3 separate regions of the Homo sapiens genome follow, and regions 2 and 3 are each linked to region 1. The links are chromatin loops, found by intact Hi-C in ENCODE. Cell type or tissue: heart left ventricle. All regions are shown on one strand.

Evidence for each region. A loop is a pair of places that touch in the nucleus more often than their neighbours do. Peaks named below come from ENCODE experiments on the same cell type or tissue, not always from the same donor. Only the 100,000 strongest peaks of a DNase experiment are listed, where the experiment ranks them.
Region 2: a loop joins it to region 1, with 3 times the contacts of the local background. A loop is called at or near these places in 32 of 110 quality-filtered maps.
Region 3: a loop joins it to region 1, with 6 times the contacts of the local background. A loop is called at or near these places in 10 of 110 quality-filtered maps.

What each region holds. Positions count from the first base shown.
Region 1 is chr1:115,272,980-115,277,979 of GRCh38, forward strand. No RefSeq gene overlaps it. Among named protein-coding and RNA genes, the nearest start is that of NGF-AS1, 7.6 kb to the right of the region's middle. In heart left ventricle, a CTCF peak has its summit at 2,427 (motif pointing right); no DNase peak of the experiment used is centred here; H3K27ac peaks cover 189 bases.
Region 2 is chr1:115,452,292-115,457,291 of GRCh38, forward strand. No RefSeq gene overlaps it. Among named protein-coding and RNA genes, the nearest start is that of NGF, 120 kb to the left of the region's middle. In heart left ventricle, no CTCF peak of the experiment used is centred here; DNase peaks (open chromatin) are centred at 2,740 and 4,521; H3K27ac peaks cover 553 bases.
Region 3 is chr1:115,592,928-115,597,927 of GRCh38, forward strand. No RefSeq gene overlaps it. Among named protein-coding and RNA genes, the nearest start is that of VANGL1, 47 kb to the right of the region's middle. RefSeq lists an enhancer at 2,941-3,235. In heart left ventricle, a CTCF peak has its summit at 3,294; a DNase peak (open chromatin) is centred at 3,054.

The sequences.
Region 1 (5,000 bases):
TAGCATTCTGTAGAACACAATTAAGAAAAAACTGAGCTAACCCCAGCCATCTTTTCCAGAGACTCTGGATTGTAATTAAGGTTTAGATATTCTTCCAAACAAATCAAGGTAGCACTGTGTGTATACTGCCAAATGTAGATGAACCAACCAGTTATTGATGTCAAGTTGAGTTAAAATTCTCTTCAGGTCTTCATGATTAGAAATTATCTTTTACATGGTTGCCTGAATAGTCTTTCTAAAATGCAAACTGGAGCTTCACCATTTGCCTAGCCAATAAAATCTAAATTGTAGAAAACAGAGTTCAATGCCTATCATGAGTGAATCCTACCTGTTCTTCCAGCCTCATCTCTCTCTGGACTCCTAAGGCCACCTCGGACTCTATTCAAGCTACCTTCTTTCAGCTACTGACTACTCCACATTTTTCTTTGTCTCCAGGACTTTGCAAATGTTGTCTCCTCTGCCTGGGCCTTCCTCTTGCACTGGTAGTACGCTCCCACTCATTCTCCAAGTCTCAGCTCAAATACCCCTACACAAAAGGCCTTCCTCTCCTCCATACACAGAATTAAGAGCTTTCTCTCACCTCATGTTACCATTTGTTTACATTTGCGTCTAGTCATCACTCATTAATTGTGTCCTGGGCACCTACTGTTTTGTCACTTGTTGGTGAGCCTTCTGAGGGCAAATACTCTGTTTCATTAATATTTTTTATCTCCAATGTCTAGTACATAGACAGAACTTAATACATATTTGCTGAAAGAATGGGTGATTAGACAAACGAACAATAAAAGTAGAGGGTGCTACTGCTTGGTTACAGATAAGTAGCTGGTATTGAATAATTCTGGAACGGAGAAAAATAGGCTTCAGTTTGCATGGTCACCAGCTGATATTTCTCACCTACAAGAAAAAAACATTGCACAAATAAAAAGTATTGCTGAATGATGTGATTTTAAAAACATAAATGAAACTATTCACAGGAAGATATTAGGGAGGCACCTAGTGTCTCTTCATGAAGGAATCTGTTTTTCCCCTACTCTACCATCTTCTCTAGCACCCATTGTTTCTCCCTCTTTGACTTCTTCCTATGCTTTTAAGTATGTCCAAACATTCCCTGTTAAATAAGAAAAGCAAACAAAAAATCTTCACTCATCCTTGAAATACTATGCCTATGGTCTGTAATGGAATCACTGCTCTATCAGGGTCATAATGTGCACATAATGTATTTTGATTTCCTTGAAGTATTTGACAATGTATTTCATGAAATTCTTGCAGACAGAATGGAAAAGGCAGTTTAAGAATTATGTGACAGTTGGCTGGGTACGGTGGCTCATGCCTGTAATCCCAGCACTTTGGGAGGCCAAGACAGGCTATCACTTGAGACCAGGAGTTCAAGACCAGCCTGGCCAACATGGTGAAACCCCACCTCTACTAAAAATACAAAAATTAGCCAGGTGTGGTGGTGCATGCCTGTAATCACAGCTACTCAGGAGGCTGAGATAGGAGAATCGCTTGAACCTGGAAGGCGGAGGTTGCAGTGATCCGAGATCACACCACTGCAATCCAGCCTCAGTGACAGAGCAAGACTTTGTCTCAAAGGAAAAAAAAGAGTTATGTGACAGTCATGCTCAAAAGGCATGGGTCATGGGTCAGAGTTAATCTGGAGGCAGGTCTTGGTGACAAGCCAAGCAGCTCTCTTCTGTAGCCTTATCTCTCTGTGAGCTTCCTCTCTGCATTCTGTTCTAGCCATGCTGGCCTCTTTTCAGCTTCTGGTACTTCCTGGGCTCCCTTATGTACCAGGTTTCTTTGCAGAAGGCCATTTCTTCTACTTGGAAATTCCTTCACTTCAGTCCCATCCTTAACTAGCTGATCGTGTTCATTTCTCATCTCACACATCACTTTCTCCTCCTCAATAAGGTCAGAGCCCCCTGTCGTGGTGCTCAGGACCCTGTGTGCTTCTTTTGGCTACAACTTCTCTTATTTGTGGGTTATTTTCCTCTTTCACTAGATTATAATTCCCATGTCTGATTTTTCTCTCTAGTGTATTCCCAGAGCCTATGCAGCCCTTGACTTGGATGACCAAGTGAATGAATAATAAATCTGAAGTCCAAGTTAAGCAAATGCAAAGCCTGGAAGTGTGTGGGAGGCTGCCTGGGGTCCAAAGCTGACAGGAGCAAGCAAACAAGGTAAGGAAGTTCATGTTCAGGCAAAATGAGTTTGCAGTGACTTCCTTGGACCAAGGTCTCATGCAATAGTATTTCATTTAGAAGCCCCAGGTTGGCCCAATCCTTCTTAAACTCACAATTATCTGATAGTTGAGAGGATTGATCAATATGTTGGAATACTGGATTGAGATTCAGAAATAATGCAACATCAGTGATCATTTAAGTACTGAACATCTCTTATTAGTCCCATACTCTAACCTCTAGGGGGAGCTCAAGGATTCCCCCCTCCTCACAAAATGCCCCAAATTGAAGTGGTAGAGTTCTTGGTGGGAAGGACAGGCAAATAGACATGGAGCTGGACTGAGCAAACAGTATTTTATTCATCCCCTGTTTTAGATTTGCTTTTTTCCTTTCCTCTTCCTTCCCTGTTGAGTTTGCCATCATATAGGCTTATTCAAATAAGGGCATAAAAGTCCTACAAAAATGCTCTACTCTGAGTTGCCAGGGTGGGAGATGTCATAGGGATTTGGGGCTAATGCTAGAATTAGGAGTAAAGATTGAGCTTCTGCCTGGTACATTCTTTGTGCCTTTATTCCTTAAGCTGTCATCATGATGGGAGGCAAGAGGTAGAAGATAGTGCTACCACATGGATAAGCCAGGCAATGTGCTAGACTTGGGAATGCCATGATGAGCTAGACATAGTTCCTGCCCACAAACACCTTAACTCTCACCATTTAGTCAGCCAGATTTCTGTGTTTAAGCTAAATAATTACTGGCAAGATGCAAGATAGAAGAGTCCTGGTTAAATAATACAGTAGTAAAAAATAAACACAACGCAACAAAACAAAAAACCAAGGGGCTATAATTTACCATCAACTCAAAATGAAAACGTAGTGTGATGTGGCCACCAAAAAAGTTTGTGTAATTTTAGCCTCCATTAATAGAAATATACTCTGTGGATCAAAGGAGTTAATAGTCCCATTGTAATTAGTGTTTGGTCAGTCCACATCTAGAGTATCGTGTTTCCTTCTGGACACCACATTTTAAGAGGAACATGGAGAAATTAGAGTGTGTCCAGAGAAGGCTGGCCATGATGGGAAGGGGCCTGGAAACTCCATCATCCAGGGATAATCGAAGGACTCAGGAATGCTTAGCCTGGGAAATAAAACACTTAGGTGGGGACACAATAGCTATTTTCAAAGATTTGTCACATAGAAAAGGGCATGGGCCAACTCCATGTATTGTTCCAGAAACAGCACTTTGGGTGAAAGGTGGAAATGTTGAGGAAAGATGTTTAGTTCAGCATGAGGAAAAACTCACTGTAGCATCCAGGCTGTCCAACAGTGAGCCAGATGGTCTCCTCTCTTAGCACTTTGCTTTCTGGTCTCCTTTTCTACCTCTCCTTCTCAGAGTTGGAATTTATGATGCATAGGTTGCCTTTCCTTTCTCTAGTCCTTCTTGATTTCCTTAATGGAATGAAGCCATGGAGTTCACTTCTGTGTGAGAGAAAGGTAATGTTGTCAACTAACAATACTCTGGGCACTTTACAGATATGATATTAAACCCTGAGGCAAAAGGTCATCTCCATTTTACAGATAAAGAAACACAGCTTAGGTAACTTGCTCTGGGCCACATAGTTATTAATTAGGGGAGCTAGGATTTGAACCAAGGAATTCTGCTCTTGTACCTTAGTCTCCTAACCTCTCTGCCATACTTACCTCTCCCCCACCAAAATATAAATTCATAAAAATTCAAAAAACAACAAACAGGTGAATTTGTAGTTTGGGCCAATATGGCCTAATGGAGTAGATGGAATAGGATTTTTTTATTTTTATTTTTTTACCCTCAGCCAATAAGGGGCAGAAATAAATACATAGCTTGTGTGGGTGTGTTGAGGGCAGTAGTGCTCACTGTGTTTTCCTGAACCTGCCACTACTTGCCACCTGAACTCTGCAGTTAAAAGAAAATAGCACTGAGATTTACCCCGTGCTCCAGATGGTCTGCATATGTCAATGGGTTGAGCCTGTCTTCCTCAGTGGCACAGCCAGGATTCCAATTTAAATATCACCTTCTTTTTCTGACACTCTCCCCTCATTCCACTGGAATCTGGATATTCCATTTTAATTGTGTTTTTATTGCTTTACATAAGACAAAGCTTTCATAATGAAGAAAAATATTGAAAAGCCTCTTTCTCTTAAAAACCTCTGTGACTCACCAAATACACACAAACCACAGTGAATAAAGCCATGATTAAAGTCTATGTAGAATAAATCTCTCAATGAATAGAGTTTTGCTTTTTGTTACCACGAGTCATCCAAGCCCTTTGATGTATGTTGGGCCCTCTTGCTCATAGACCTCAGTCCTATCATCACTTTCCCCAGCCATGAATCTTATCCTGTGTGATTGCTCAATGGGGAAGAAGTCTTGTCTGACAGGAGGCCGAGGGAAGGCTTCCTGGAACATGTGTAGAAAAATCAGGAAAATGACCCAAGTGAAAGGTAAGCACAGAAGAAGAAAATTAGCAGCAAACTGATAGCTTTCCCAGCTGGAATCCCTGCCTGTGCTGAATCCAGAGGCTGCTGGAAAAACTGAGCAAGACTGATTTAGGGGGAGTTTCACCCAGATTTTGGTCTTCTGGCTCTTGCTCTGTGTAGAATCATGTTGTAAAATAAAAGTAAAAAACAAAAAACAAAAAACAAAAAAAAAAACTTCAGTCTCTGAAACAACATATTTTCCAGAGATAAACTTATATTTACCACCTAAGGCTGCATATCTGTGGCACCAGATACCTAAATGTAAACCAGAGAGCTTCACTGGGTGATCTGAATATGCGATTTCTGG
Region 2 (5,000 bases), 180 kb after region 1:
CTCTGTGCTAAGAGTTCCATGTACACTTTTTTCATTTAACACTCACAAAAATCCAACAAGTCAGGAAACCGAGGCCCACAGTCATCCAGTTAGTAAATGATCATTCTAGGATTTGAAAACATTTACTCCCAAAGCCTCTCAACCCCACTGATAAGGGTCTTCCAGTGGCAATGATATCTAATTCTCTTGGTCTCCCATGGTTCTGTGACTCTTCGTAACTTTTCATTTGCTACCTTTTATTATACTTATCATGTATATCTACTAATCTGCATTACTGGATTATAAGCTCCTTGAGGACAGTTTTAAAGTAGGGGAGCTCTTAACCTTTAATATGGTACCTTTTGTGCTACTACACTACACATAGAGATTCCCCTGTATTTGTTGAATAAGTGAATGAATAAGTGAATGATGGTAACGGGTTACCATACAGTGTGAATTAGTGAGTAACCAGCCATTGATGAGTTCATCCTGAAGCAGAGAGAGCAGGAAGTGTTGACATGGGCTGACATAAACATATGGTCACGAAGGCATTTCTTGGTCTAAAGGATCATCAATTAATGACTTTCTCCAACCCTGGAAATTCTTTTTTCTGCTCCGACTCAACGCCCAACCTGAGCTACCCTTTCCCAAACATCTTACTTTCCTGCCTGTTCAGGTCTAACAAACAATGGGGGAGAGGCAGATAGGATGACTTGTCCTCCTCAAGCACAGAGAACATCATAATTTCTCTAGGTCACCCAAATATAGAATTTCCATGGGCCAGAGCAATAAGCTGGACAGAAAGAAGCTAACACAGAGCCTTAGAATTTCCTGGGTTTTACAAGCTTCCCCACTTAAGGAAATGCTACTAACTCTTCCGGAATAGTAATTTGTAACATACTGAATAAATATTCTTTGTTTGCCTCCTACCTGTCACTTAAGTGAACTGAAAGAGAATCCAGATCATGATGTCTGGCCGCAGGGCTTTGGTTCAGATTTGAAACCCATCTATCTGTCCATCTATCCATTCACAAAGTATTATTGAGTGCCAGCTTCCTCCCAGGCACTGGGCTCTGCTGTGGTTCCAATTATTAAGGAGCTCATAGCAAGTAGTGGAGACCAACCTGTAAATAGGCTAGGCCATTTGAACACGGTGTGGCAAGGGCTTAATTGAGATAAGCACAGCTTGGGAGTGGATAGGAAAGACAGGAACCCAGCCTTGTCACATGGAATGGAGCTGCCTGGAGGATGTTTTTGACAAGATCTTTCCTCATGCAGAGTTTTACTTAAACCAGCCCTCTCTAGACTTTTACCTAAACCAACTCCAGGAGAATCCTTTTGTCTCAATTATTGCCTACCAAAAACACTGCTTTACCATGATTGGTGCCAGGTTGTAAGTGACCACATGATAGGTAGGCTAGTTAAGATGGGATAAGACTGAGATATCAGGAAGTCAGGCTTATCTGAGCCAACATTAACCGAGCACTTACCACATGCCCAACAGTATACTATGAAATTCATCAAAGTATCTCATTAAAGAGTCACCATAAACTGATTTCATAGTATAGGTATTCTGACTACTATTTTCTAGATGAGTACGCTGAGCCTCACATAGGTTCAGGAACTTGCCTAATATCTCACTGGAGTGAAGCCAGTCTTCAAAGACCTCTGGCTCTATAGCATACAGAGTCACTATTACATCTGCTTCCCAAGGGCAGGCCTGTGTCATATACTTTTTTGATAAAGATTTCACCCTAAAAAGGACTTTTCAAATTCATTATGAAAACAAATGCAATTTTGAGTTTTGTCGTAAAATAAATATCTACCTGCCCCAACTGAATTCTTAAAGTTGCACAAACATGTTCGATATTTTATAAGTTCAATGGAGATTCTCATAATTATTATTGACAGTAAGTTAAGGGCAATTTCCAGCGTGCAAGGTGAAGCCGCTGGGCCTGAACAGTTCCATGGCCCCCTCCTTCTAGAAGACTTCCCAGATCCCCTCCATAAAGGTAATTCTCTCCCACTCACTTGGCCTGACTTGTGCCTCTCTCTCTGAGAATCTGAAGCTGTAGAGACCAAGCCAAGTTTTTATTATTGTCTTTTGTATCTCCCTTGCAGCCAGGTCAGTGCTAAACACATAGTAAGTCCCCGAGAAATGTTCCTTAAGAGTAATTTGTATTGACAATTTTGGAAACAATGGCTCACTCTCAACATAAGCAATTACATTCCTTGCTACTCTGTCCTTTAAATGGTTTCCTAAATATGAACTGAAAGAGCCCACCACCCAGGACTCTCTGTGTTTCTCATAACACACTTTGCAACATGCTTCTATATACATTTTTCTGAGAATAAATGAGTGGCACTCAAAAAGGCTTTTAGCTATGATTTGAGACATACATTATGATCAGGCACAAACTTTGTTATTCTGTTATTTTGAAATTAGAAAATTAAGTTGCAGACACACACACACACACACATACACACACACACACATTGATTTCAAAGGCCTTGTTTATTTCCTGAGTCTCACAAAGTAAAATAACCTGAAAAATCACCTATGGCAAATTCTTGCCAGACTTGGATCTCAGAAGTGCTGCCTTCCTCAAAAGTCCGTTAGAAAGTCTGTGGTGTGTAATTAAATCAAAGCCATTTGTTATTACTCTCTTCAAAGCTTTGAGCCTGGGTGTATCAGCCTCTACAGCCAAACCATTTCACCAGCCACTCGGCACTTGTTTACTCCAGCTGCCTCCAGGAGTTCCCTCTGGGCGGCCTCCCAAGCTGCTGCCAGGACTCCTCCCTCACCTCCATTCATCTAAACGTGTCCAGATGGCTCCGGCTTGGTCTGGGTTGCAGAGGCTCATAGAGAAAGCCTAGGACATTTCGGGGTACAGTTGTGAATTGCTCACTACGAAACCCAATTTGGGATCTTTAGAACTTGGCTGTATCTTTTTATTGACAGCCACAGGCAGTTAGTTGAAACACGTCCTGGGAGAGAAATGTTAAGCCGCTCTGGAAATGCTCAGTGTTTCAGCTGAGAGACTAACACTCGGCCACACAGGACTGTGAGCTCCACAGGGCTAAGAGCAACATCTGTCTTGTCACTGTTGTATCCCCAGCGTCTAGACATGGTGCCGAGACATAACAGGTACCCCACAAATGTTTGTAAAATGACTGAATAGTTGAAAAGGAAATTATATAAGAAGCTAGCAATGTCATCACTGCTACAGACGATGTTTACTAACCAGTTTAATTTCTTTTCCTCCACCAAACTGACTAACCAGATGGACTGGCTGTCTAGGTATTTGACACACAAACCTTGAGCTTTGTCGTTTGGGGCTGACATTTGTCCCATCTCTTCAGCACACACAGGAGAACCAATGTCAAATTCCTGAGTCACACTTTTAAGCATAGAATTTATTTTCTCTTGAGCACTATTCAGTAGAACTTTCTGTGATGACGACAATGTTCTATTTAAATAGCCTCATGTAAACTAGTGGCTGCCATGTTAGACAGCACAGATCTAGATATTCTAGATTAACTTGTCAAATTTCCCAAGAAGGAGGCTGGGAATAACTGATCTGTACCTTGCTAATCACAAACTTTCAGATCATCAGGCTGATTGAGAGGACTTCAGTTTCTCACTGTGCCAAGACCAGTGGGCTAAGGCAACAGTCCCAGAGTCACGTCCTGAGCACTTGTGACCGTGATATACATTTCCTTTGAGTTTTACTCATGCAGTTTGGGGAGGACGTGATGACAATGAGTCCTGCTCTGTACAGCCAATGGCATTTCTCAGGTCCACAGCCCCAGTATGTCACTTAGTCCCTGGCCAAGCAGGGATGAGGCTGGGAATAGGTGTAAGCCTGTGGCAGAGGGTCTCAACACCTAGAATCTACTTTTCTAACAAGCACTCCAGAGGATTCTGGTATAATCAGGCCCCAGACCATGCTGAGCAGCAGTGCCAGTGGATGGGTCACTACCGGGCGTCTCTGGCTGAACAGTAGTCCTCAGTAGGTCACCATTTCCTGGAAAACTGCTTATACCTCGCCAATCTCGACATGCACCTTCCCTACAGGGTCCTCCTTTCCTGCTCCTCTGGGCAGAATCCACAACAACCTTCAGAATGCTGCCCTATGCCACCTCCTCAGGGAAGCCTCTCCACCCACATCAGCATTTGTCACTCGGTCACAGCGTGTGAGTTGGCCATGGACACACGCAGGGCAGGGGGTGGACTAACTCATCTCGGCATACCCAGTGCCAAGCCCCAATGCTTGGCCCAGCACAGGCATTTATTACCCCATACCTCTTGTTCGAATTACTCCAAGTTCCATTTTTAAAGAGGAGTGAGTCCCTGTGACGACTCATCCCTCAGACATTAATGCCATACCAGGCACACAAAGCAAACGTGAGGATCAGATGGGAGAAATGCGAGCGGCTTAGACATGGGTGAAAGGCTTTAGGCTGCTCATGCTAGGGGTTTGTTCCAGTTGAAATCCAACTGCAGATCATAATCAAAAGCCCAGGGCAGGACAAGGGGGTGGGAAGGGCCACTGAGCGGACTGTCATTAACTCTGGACTGTGCCTACATGCCTCTTTCCCACAGTGAGCCAGGACACTGAGGAGCAGGGCTCAGAGCCAACCCTCCCGCCCCTCAACACACACACATTCAAACCAGGCCTCATTTCACTCATCTCTTGCCACGACTGGCTGGGGTTATTGTCTACTTAGAGCTACTTGCCCTGTTTTACTGTGGAAATTATAAATAACTTATTGAGTCTTGCATGGAATGTATCTTCCAAATTAGCCTTGTTAACCCTAAGAAGGAAGGGAAGAAATTCCACCAAGAGAGGGGAAGGGGAGGTGATGTAGGTAACCTAGATCGTTTATGTTCTTCACTGACTCTCCATATAGCTTAAGAGGGGGTTCACAGCCATTGTTATCAGAGAATGGATTTGGATTACAGGTGGGTGAAGGCACATTGGACTTAGCTCCGCTTTCTGGATTTCTGTTACAACAAG
Region 3 (5,000 bases), 320 kb after region 1:
TCTGTTGTGTTCGCAAGCCTAATCTTTCCTGGTCATGTGACAAGAGCCCAGTTTTAGCTGAACTAAGGAGAAAGTTCTGCAACAGTAGTATGCTGTTTCCTCTGCCTAAAATCTCTACTTAAACCTCTCCATCAGAAGGATTTCCACACCAAACCAAAACATCCTTCCAGACCCAGCTCAAATGCCTCCTCGGGGAAGCCTTCCCTCATTCCTTCTCTATCCAGAAGACCTCTCCCTCTGAGATTCTCAATGCACTTGCATGTTTTTAGTTATCTTGAGAGGCTGAAGGCAAAGAGCAGCACATGACACAACACAGGAGCTGAAAATAGGATGACTGAATGAATGACCAAGTAATGAATGAATGGCTAAGTGATAGATGAATGAATTAATGAAGAGATGGCTTGTGCTAAGAGAAGAGATAGCATTTGAATTGAGATTTCAAGAGGGATCAGATTTTCAAACCAGGAATAAGGTAGGTCAAGTTTAGGCTCTTGACAATGCTACACCTCTTAGCCTCGTAGCATTGACCCACTCACGATCTGCTTGCTGGCAGAGAGATTGTCCCACTTCTCCCAAAAATAAGGTTATGAAACCCTAGTGCTACAAGCTTGGGAGGCAGATCTGGGCTGGAATCCTCCATCCCTTTCTCTGGGGTGAGCCAGCAAGTTTACCTAATCTCTCTTAGCCCTCAATTTTCCTTATCTATGGAGTGAGAAAAACAGTATCCAAATTCTAGTTTGGTTGTTAGGATTTAAGTAGATAATGTCTGTAAAACATTTAGCTCTGTTACTGGCACAAAGTAAATGGTAGCTATTATATTATTATCATCACTTCCTCCCTGGGATCCCCAGGGCCTATGATGTTAGTAAGTGAAAGAGCTGCCTGACCTGGTTGCTGCCCTTTGACACATTTTGAATCCCCAGTGACTGCTTCTACTTGCCAAGCTTTTACCTCCAGAAGTCAGGGCCCATGATTTGTGATTTTTCCCCAGCTAGGTGTATGTGTTTTGGGGACCCTGAGGACCTGGGTGCCCCAGGTGACTGAGCCCAGCCTAGGAGTTTATTCCTGGAGAAGGCTCTGCAGTGACCCCAGTGCTTTCTGTGTGTGGATTTTGGCGGGGCAGCTGCTGCTGAGCCCAGGAAAGCTGGGCTGTGAGACCTGGCCCCTCTTGGGTGGACCACAGCCTCCTTGTGTGTCAGAGAAGAGCTGGCCCACCCACCTAGAGAAAGTGAAGGGAAAGCTGGGCTGCTCCAAGTCCAGGCCAGACCAGAATTTATTGTGTGGGTTTCTCTTAACCCAAAAGGTTTCCTTAGCGAGGAGAGGAGGGGAGGGGAGAGGAGGAGCTACAAGCTAAGACTCTTCTACCCAAGCACCTGCTCCATGTTGGATTCTTTGGGATCCTCTACAGCAGGGCCTTTCACGATTTGAGAATGGCCCAGTTCTCTTCTGTCTGTTGAAGCTTCTGCTACATTTTAAAGAAATGGATAAAAGCTATAACGGGATCATAAAAAGGGCAATTTATAAATTATTAATTAATGTTTTTGACAAAAAATGTATAACTGTATAATCACATTGGGAGAAAGTATAGGGCTCACATTTCAGGCTTTCTGGGCAGGGGAGACTCGGGCCCTCCTAGCCCTGCGCCTGCACACCTGGCTGTCTGATGTGGCCCTCCAGGTGGCGATGGACATGAGGGAACATGTGGTATGTCTGAGGAGAGCAGGCTGTGAATGTGAGAAGAAGGGAACTGGCTGTAGCAATACAAGGTGGGTGCCCCTGGATCTGGGTGTGAGGACTCAAGGACCCCAGTCCTTCCTTCCACAGCCTTCCCCAGCCTTGGAACCACTCCAGGCCTGTCTCCTGTTAGTTTGTAAGTGGTCGTTTCCTTGACTCTGGGAACGCAACCAAGTCCCGTTATTGCAGGATGGATTCCCACACCCTGCCCTGGGCCCCAGGAGTGCTGCTGTCCCTACCTGGACTATGGGTTGCTTTCTGGGGCCCTGAATATGGGAAGAGCAAGACTGAGGCATAGGGACCTGAGGAAAGAGAGGGTAGCCAGAATAACCATAAGGATTGTCTCAGGGCCTAGAGAATCTCTGTGTCGAGAAAAGCAGAAGTGATGCCCCTTGGGCTTTGTGTTAGGCGGATGGGTTGGGGGCAGCTGGGTGGGCTCGCCAGTCTAACCAGGCACAGAGCTGACTTGCTTCCTCTCAGACCCTGTGGCTATCTCTGGTCCAGAGAATCCAGTAGAAGCCTTTGTGCTTGTCCAGAGGCCCAGTGGCCCCCAGGTCTTCCTCTTCACTCCCCAGTCCCCCTCCATCAGCACTTCTCTGCCTAAGGAGCTCCAATAGTCTGATACCAAAGGGCCAGAAGATGCAGGTCCTCAATGCCAGGCAAGGGGTGCGACTTCTCAACAGTAGTGCTTGAAGCTCCAGCATGGATATGTGCAGATTGGTAGGAGGTCATGGAGACTCGGAGGTGCATGCAAGTCGTTGCTGTGGAAACAGCTCAAGTGTGAGGCGCTGGGGGCCAAGGGGGAAAGCAGCGGGTGGAGGAAGGGTCAGCTTCTAGTTCTGTGAGAGGCTGGGAGACTGTTTGAGCCTGGAGACAGGCGGCAGGCAGAGCCAGTGTTAGGCACCATTGCAGCACCATCAGGTCTCCTAGGACAGAAGAAGGGATTGCTTCTGTCCTCTCTGAAGATACCCTGACTGGGAACGGTGGTGGTCTGGGATGTGGGGGGACCCCTGGCCTCTTACAGCTCTGCCCCTGACTCGGTCTTGGGAAATCCACACCATTACTTCCCAAGACTGCCTGCTGGATCACTGTGGCTCAAAATGGGTGGCTTTGCAGAGAATTCTCCTTATTTACGCTCTGCCAATAACTGGAGCCTCTTCCAGGCAGACCATTGTGGGGGTGACTGATAGTGCCAGTGACTACAGTTTAGTCAGCCTGCTAGCTCTGTATTTCACTCCCCTTGAGGAGGTGCTGGCAGAAATCCCAGGAGCCCCATGAGGCTTCCTTTTCTATGCTGGCTGAGGAAGCCACAGCACTGGAAAATTACTGTAAATGTGCGTCTGGCGCCACCTAGTGATCGAGGCCCTCCTGCACCCTGTCAGACAGCTCTCTCAGGAAAGCAGTTTGCCTTCTTGCAGTGCACACTTCCTCAGGCTTTGGTGTGTGTGACGGTCACCTAGGATGCTTGTCAAAAATGAGGACTCCTGGCCGGGCGCAGTGACTCATGGCTGTAATCTCAGTACTTTGGGAGGCCGAAACAGGAGGATCGTTTGAACCCAGGAGTTCAAGACCACCCTGGGTGACATGGTGAGATCCCCCACAAAAATTCCTGGGCTCCAGACCCTGAGGTTTTAACTTAGTTTGTCTGGGGAGGAATCTAATAATGTGTTTTCCTAACTAGTATCTCAGGAATTTGTAAGGCAAGTCTCTGGACTACATTTTGAGAACCAGTCTCTTGAAGGACCATGCCTCTTAAGTGTCTGCTTTGCACAGATCATTATGTGCACTCACTGAGTTTTGAGAACTGTACTGAACACTCCTAAATCTGTATCTTTAGGCAAAGTCTCTTGAGTTTCAGCTGCTATTTTTTGACTGGTTGCTTTCTGTCTCCAGAACAGACGCACAGAATTATCATGGCCAGCTCTGAATTTTTAATCTCTTTACATCATCCCAAACCGCCAAATAACCCTTGTATTAGTCAGGGTTCTCCAGACAAACAGGATGTACATATATTTGGAAAGAGATTTATTAGAAAGAATGGGCTCATGTAATGATGGAGGCTGAGGGGTCCCAGGATCTGCAGTCAACAAGATGGAGACCCAGGAGAGCTGATGGTTGAGTTCTCATCCAAAAGCCAGAAGGCTTGAGACCCAAGAAGAACTGATATTTCAGTGCAAATATAAAGGCAGGGAAAGTTTGTGTCCTGGCTCAAGGCAGTCAGGCAGGAGGATTTCCCTCTTAAAGGAGGGGCAGACATTTTGTACTAATCAGGCCTTCAACTCATTGGATGAAGGCCACTCACAATTAGGGAGCGCAATTTGCTTTATTCAGTCTACTGATTCAAATGTTAATCTCTTCCAAAAACACCTTCACAGACAGTCCCAGAGATAATGTTTGACCAACTTGACCCCATGGCCAAGTCAAGCTGACACAAAAAATTAACCAGCACAAGTCTACTCCTTCTCAACTTGGCATGCATATGCATGTACTTGAACCATGCTAATCTCCAAACAAAGATGGTAACATGGTCATAATTTCACCTACACTGATACAACTGTCCTTTGTACAACAGAAAACACAATAAACCCTTCCACAGAGGAAGAAGCAATGTCTTTGAGCTATGTTCACTCTTCTCTGTGACATACCAAAACTTAAATACTATCATATAAAATTAGCAATACTTAAATACTATGACATAAAGTTAATACATCTTATGTTACATGATAAGGGGAAAAGAGGAGGAAAACAAAGATATTCAACACACACACACACACACACACACACACACACACGCATATGCACACGTATACATATCTTGTTACCTTCTTCCACTACCCATTACATATTTCCCTTATCTTCAGCAAGCACCTCAGCTGTTTGTGGTTCTTTACCTGGTGGGGTGATATAAACCTTTTGTCTGAAGGGTTTGAGCCATTAATAATCTTGTCTGAATTGCGTTGTTTTGCTTTTCCATTGACCTTCATCACAGAGCATGATAATACTAAGAGATATCCTAAGGGATCTACTATATTCCAGAATACTCCTCTTTACCTTCACTGTGGAGCAGTAGTCCAATTTCCCCTTGGTGTCCAGATTGATCATCCCAGCTGACACTGTAACTTCCTTCTTGGGCTGTTGACTTGGAGGAGCGCAACGTGTCTGAGTGTCATTCTTAACTTCCAGTTCAATAGAACCATTGTTGTGTCTCTTGGTGAAGCATTCCTCCCTTTGGAACAAACATCTCTTAGCCACCTGAGCATAAGGCC